2 separate regions of the Homo sapiens genome follow, and region 2 is linked to region 1. A link is an interaction called in ENCODE POLR2A ChIA-PET data of the cell type or tissue named here. Cell type or tissue: HepG2. All regions are shown on one strand.

What was found. Peaks named below come from ENCODE experiments on the same cell type or tissue, not always from the same donor. Only the 100,000 strongest peaks of a DNase experiment are listed, where the experiment ranks them.
Region 2: POLR2A ChIA-PET joins it to region 1 with 7 read pairs; 2 of 35 experiments call an interaction of 5 or more read pairs at or near these places.

The regions. Positions count from the first base shown.
Region 1 is chr7:152,908,818-152,911,317 of GRCh38, forward strand. No RefSeq gene overlaps it. Among named protein-coding and RNA genes, the nearest start is that of ACTR3B, 150 kb to the left of the region's middle. In HepG2, no CTCF peak of the experiment used is centred here; DNase peaks (open chromatin) are centred at 1,074 and 1,824; H3K4me3 peaks cover 573 bases.
Region 2 is chr7:152,989,050-152,991,549 of GRCh38, forward strand. No RefSeq gene overlaps it. Among named protein-coding and RNA genes, the nearest start is that of ACTR3B, 230 kb to the left of the region's middle. RefSeq lists enhancers at 1-818, 819-1,812. In HepG2, no CTCF peak of the experiment used is centred here; a DNase peak (open chromatin) is centred at 1,012.

The sequences.
Region 1 (2,500 bases):
TGCACTTGGACCCATGCTGGATAGGAATATACAAAAATGAAAATACTTGTATTAAACTGATGGGAATTATGAGTTTTTAAATTTTAAATTTAACTTCATTTAATTTTACTTTAAGTTCTGGGATACATGTGCAGTACGTGCAGGTTTGTTACATAGATATACATGTGCCATGGTGGTTTGCTGCACCTATCAACTCGTCATCTAGGTTTTAATTCCCACATGCATTAGGTATTTGTCCTAATGCTCTCCTCCTCTTGCCTCCCACCTTCTGACAGGCCCCGGTGTGTGATGTTCCCCTCCCTGTGTCCATGTGTTCTCATTGTTCAACTCCCACTTATGAGTGAGAACATGTGGTGTTTGGTTTTCTGTTCCTGCATTAGTTTGCTGAGAATGACGGTTTCCAGCTTCATCCTTGTCCCTGCAAAGGACGTGAACTCATTCTTTTTTATGGCTGCATAGTGGTAATTATGAGTTATTAAAGAGAAAATAATTTTGCCTTTGAAATCTTTGAAATGTTTATAACAGTTTCCTCCTCTTCTTACTTTTTTCTTTTCTCCACCTCCTCTGCCTTTTCAAAACACATTTTTCTAAACTGGGGAGCAGGCATTGCTTCTTGACAGTGTCGAGAAGAGCACGGGTACTCTGCTCCCATGTGAAGAGACGGCACAGGGGAGGGGACGCCAGGCAGCCTGTGCCACCAGAGCTGCATCGCAGCCGCCCTGGAGTGAGGGCATTTGGATGTCATGAAGTTCTTTGAGGATTTGAATGAGATTCTTGGAAAGTAAACTTAGACTTCAGATTGGTTATTTTTATGCTGTTCATGTTTTCCATAATTATCATTTTTGCCTTTCATTAGTTTTTAGCTATGTTCCATCAGAAAATAATTAGCCTAAGGCAGTGGTTCTCAACTAGGGACAGTTCTGCTTCCCAGGAGACATTTAACTCATGTCTGGGGACAGTTTTGATGGTGTGACTGGCATTTAGTGGGCGGAGGCCAGGGACCTGCTGGATGTCCTATGACGCACGGGATGGCCCCACACAAGGAATTTCAGGGCTCCAGTGTCAGCAAGGCCTGCAGTGAGGCACGCTGGTCTAAGAGAAAAGAAGAAAAGGTTCTTTGTTTTTTTCTCTTCCTGCATCACAGCTTTGTAGGAGGAGCAGGGTGTTTCTACTCCGATAACTGATAGCCTTGGAAAATCAAAATCTAGGCCGGGTGCAGTGGCTAACACCTATAATCCTCATGCTTTGGGAGGCCAAGGCGGGAGGATTGCTTGAACCCAGGAGTTCGAGGCTGCAGTGAGCTATGATTTCAGCATTGCACTCCAGCCTGGGGGACAGAGAGACTCTGTCCCTAAAAATACATACATACATACATTGAGAACTTCAAGGAAAGATGAAGGTTCAGGTGGCCACCACTTTTCACAGGGGAAGGAGAGAGTGAAATCTTTATTGGAAAATCCTGTGTGTCAGGAATGTACTAATTACTAAGCATAATTACCGGCTGTGGCCAGCTCCCAGCCCACCCAGCACGGTCTTCCCATCTGCTTGCAAGGTTGTGCTGGCTTTTAGGGAAGATTCTTTTCTTCATTTCTCCTATGCTGTTCATGTTTACATCCTTCTTTGGTGACAGGCAGGACTAGGGTCTCATGGGAAGGGTGAGTTTTTGGGGGAGCCAAGGGGAAATCACGGGGAGGGGAATGGGGTGCTGGAAACCGAGCTCACTGGCTTCATGAAGGTGCTTGACCTTGATCTCTATCCTTCTCATTAGGAGTGCATTCATAGCATTCTTTCTGCAAATTCTGAAGGTCGAATGAAACGGAAATTGCTGGGAAACTGCCAAGAGCCTCATTAGAGCTAGTGGCATGTACTTTGTGTATTTTGTAGGGGGTGTGGAGATGCGACACCCAGCACCCCCAGGAGGGATCTGCTGCTCTAACTGCTGGGGGCGGGGCTGTCAGGTTCTGTCTCTGCGGGGGCGTCACTGCCACTGCGGTCACCCCTCCCTGGGGTGGCCACCTCCCAGGGCTAATTGCAGGTACGAGAGGACTCTGTGGCATCACATCACCCCAGGCCTCCCTTCACAGGGCCTGCGTCTCCTTTTGACGTGTCCCTCTCCCCAGCCCTCCACAGGTGCTCGTGCCTGGCAGGCATCTGTCACCTGGAGCCATCTCAGTGTGGGGCAGGGAATAGGGTACTCAAGAGGCTCAACTCTCTCAGCATCCAAGGGCTTCTGGAAGGCACTGAATGTCAGACTGACTGACAAAAACAAGCCACCAAGGAATGGAAATGTCGAAGCCATTGGACACAGAGCCCTGGAAGCTGCTGAGACGCCGTGTTTGGTTGGGGCTTCCTCCTGTGCTGATGATTCCTATCGGGCCATATATTTCCTGGCTGCGCTTCCCCGACAAGATGAAGTGCATTCCTGACACACAGAACTTTCCAATAAAGATTTCATTGTCTCCTTCCTCTGTGAAAAGTGATGAGTGAACTTGATATTTCT
Region 2 (2,500 bases), 80 kb after region 1:
GATAAGCTCCAATTAGCAAACACAGATGCCTAATCACATTGACCAGTCTCTCCCATAACATCCTCCAAGACTTCTCCACTAGTTCACCCAGCACTCAAAGTCCCCTGCCTTCTGTTTCAGCAGAGTGGAGTTTATTCTCTCTCCTCTATTGCACTTGTCTTGGCCCTGATTGCAATACTCTTGAATACAGTCTCCCTACCCTGTTTAACCTCTGCCCAGTGCAATTTTTCTTCTGCGCTGAGTTTGGCTAAACTCAGTCTGGCTTGAGTTTCTGCATTTATAATAAGCTCCCAGGTGATGCTGATGATGCTGGCCTATGGGCAACACCTTAAATAGAGACTTTAAATAGTTGGAGGCAGCACAAATGGAAGAAATGCAGGGTATGTACCTTGGAAGACCTTAGGGTACTTGTCCTGCTCTCTGTCCTGAGATCAAAGCAAGAAAGCATCTCACTTGGGGTTGGGGTGGGCTGTGATTTCATTATTGGTGCCTCCTGGAGACAACACGGACCATCCTGACAGGTCAGCTGGTACTGCTAAGGTGTCTTGTTGACTGGTTGCCTTTTGTACCATCTAACTCCTTGGGTCCTGGAATTCTTCCTCTTGTTGGGGAGGATAAAACTGTAGTTACACCCTAGCAACTGTAAATTCTTTATTTTTACAGTTTTATTTATTTATTTAAATCATTTTGGCTTTGATGTTAGATTCAGGGGGTACGTGTGCAGGTTTGTTACCTGGGTTATAATTTTACAACTGTAAAGGAGACCAGTATTTTCAGGCCTCCCTTCTGCAGACTTCTTAAATCTCAAGGCTTTTGGCACAACTTTAATAGTATCTTCTGGTGTGAGTGAGATCAAGCTGTGGAATATGATGAGGTTTCCCTTCACACAGCCTGATCAGTCCTTTCTTCTTTAATTGGTAGTACCCTGCCCCCCCCCACCCCTTTTTCCTTTTTCTCTTTTCTGCCTTTGTTACATGCCCGGACATGCCACAGTACAGGCTTATCAGTACCAGCTCCCATTCCTTTCCTTATTTGGAAAGGAGACTAGCTCTCTAGCTCATTGCAGACACCCCTTCCTCTTTTTTTTCCCCCTCTCTCCCTTACGTGCTCACCTTATCTAAAGAAAGTTCAAATATCTAGCCAACCAGGATTAGTTCAGATTGTTCGACCCGACCCCGGCCAATGGGGAAAGGGTGCGGGGCAGGACTTGCATCAGGAATAAAGGCTCTCATGCCTCTTTGTTCGGGTGTGCTCTCATGGTGACTGGCCAAGGAGGCACCCCTCTGCACGGAAGTAAAATTGCTTTGCTAAGAATTCTTTGTTTGAATGTTCAATCTCCTTAGGATTTTGAGCGTTTATTCCCAACAATTCACTTGCTAATGACTTGGTCTTAACGTAAACTTTCACTGCAGCCTTCAAGGTGTTCATGGATCCCCTAAAGAGACCATCTTCAGGGCTGTCCATGCTTTGGTGTTCATGCTAGACTGAAAGGGGAGCAAAGAGAAGATCTTCCACATTTCGTGTTAAAAAAAATGTTTAGGCAAATTAATAAAAAGGAATTGTGCTTCATGTAATCATATATATTTTTTAGTTTTCTACTAGTGTTTGAAACCACTAAGAAGATAAAAGACATGACCAAAATGGCAATAGTAATTTTTGTATAAATCAATCTTCTAAATTTAGAATTTTTCTCAAATCACAAATAACAATTTTATAAAATGCTATTGTTGCTTGTAGAAGGTAAATAATAAACCCAGCACCCTCTCGCTATCCATCAATGGTGGTGTAATTGGTGCTATCCTATTTCTTAAGGTCTTTCCTTCAAAGAATACTAAGAACCCATTAACTTGTGCCATTGCCCTGGGATAAGAGGAACGGAAGTCAGGAGGGCTTTTGTGAAAAAAGAGATATTTAAATGTATCCTATTTATTTATCATTTCTATCATCTATCTAATCTATCCATCCATCATCTATTTATCTATTTATCCACCATCTATTTGGGAAAGGAAAATAAAATCTCAGGACCCCAAACTCACTATGCCAAAGGGAAAAGTTAAGCTTGGGAACTGAGTCATGCAAAAAACTGCCTTCCGTTTGTTCCTCAACAGATAGCTGCAAAGATAGAAGGCCACATATCTCCCCAGGTGGCCTCCTTCCCCCTAACATGTAAATTAACAGCTTATCTTCATAGGTACGGGACAAAGACAAGGCTAGAAATTATCCCTCCACCTACCCTGAGACAAATGTATATTTAATTTCTTCCTCTACTTGATGTTAACTTTATTGTATGTAAAATGCAGATTAAAAATTTTTTTATTTTAAGTTCTGGGATGCATGTGCAGAATGTGCAGGTTTCATAGGTAGATGTGTGCTATGGTGGTTTGCTGCATCCATCAACCCATCACCTAGGTATTAAGTCCAGCATGCATTAGCTGTTTATCCTGATGTTCTCCCTCCCCCTGACCCCTGACAGGCCCCAGTGTGTGTTGTTCCCCTCCCT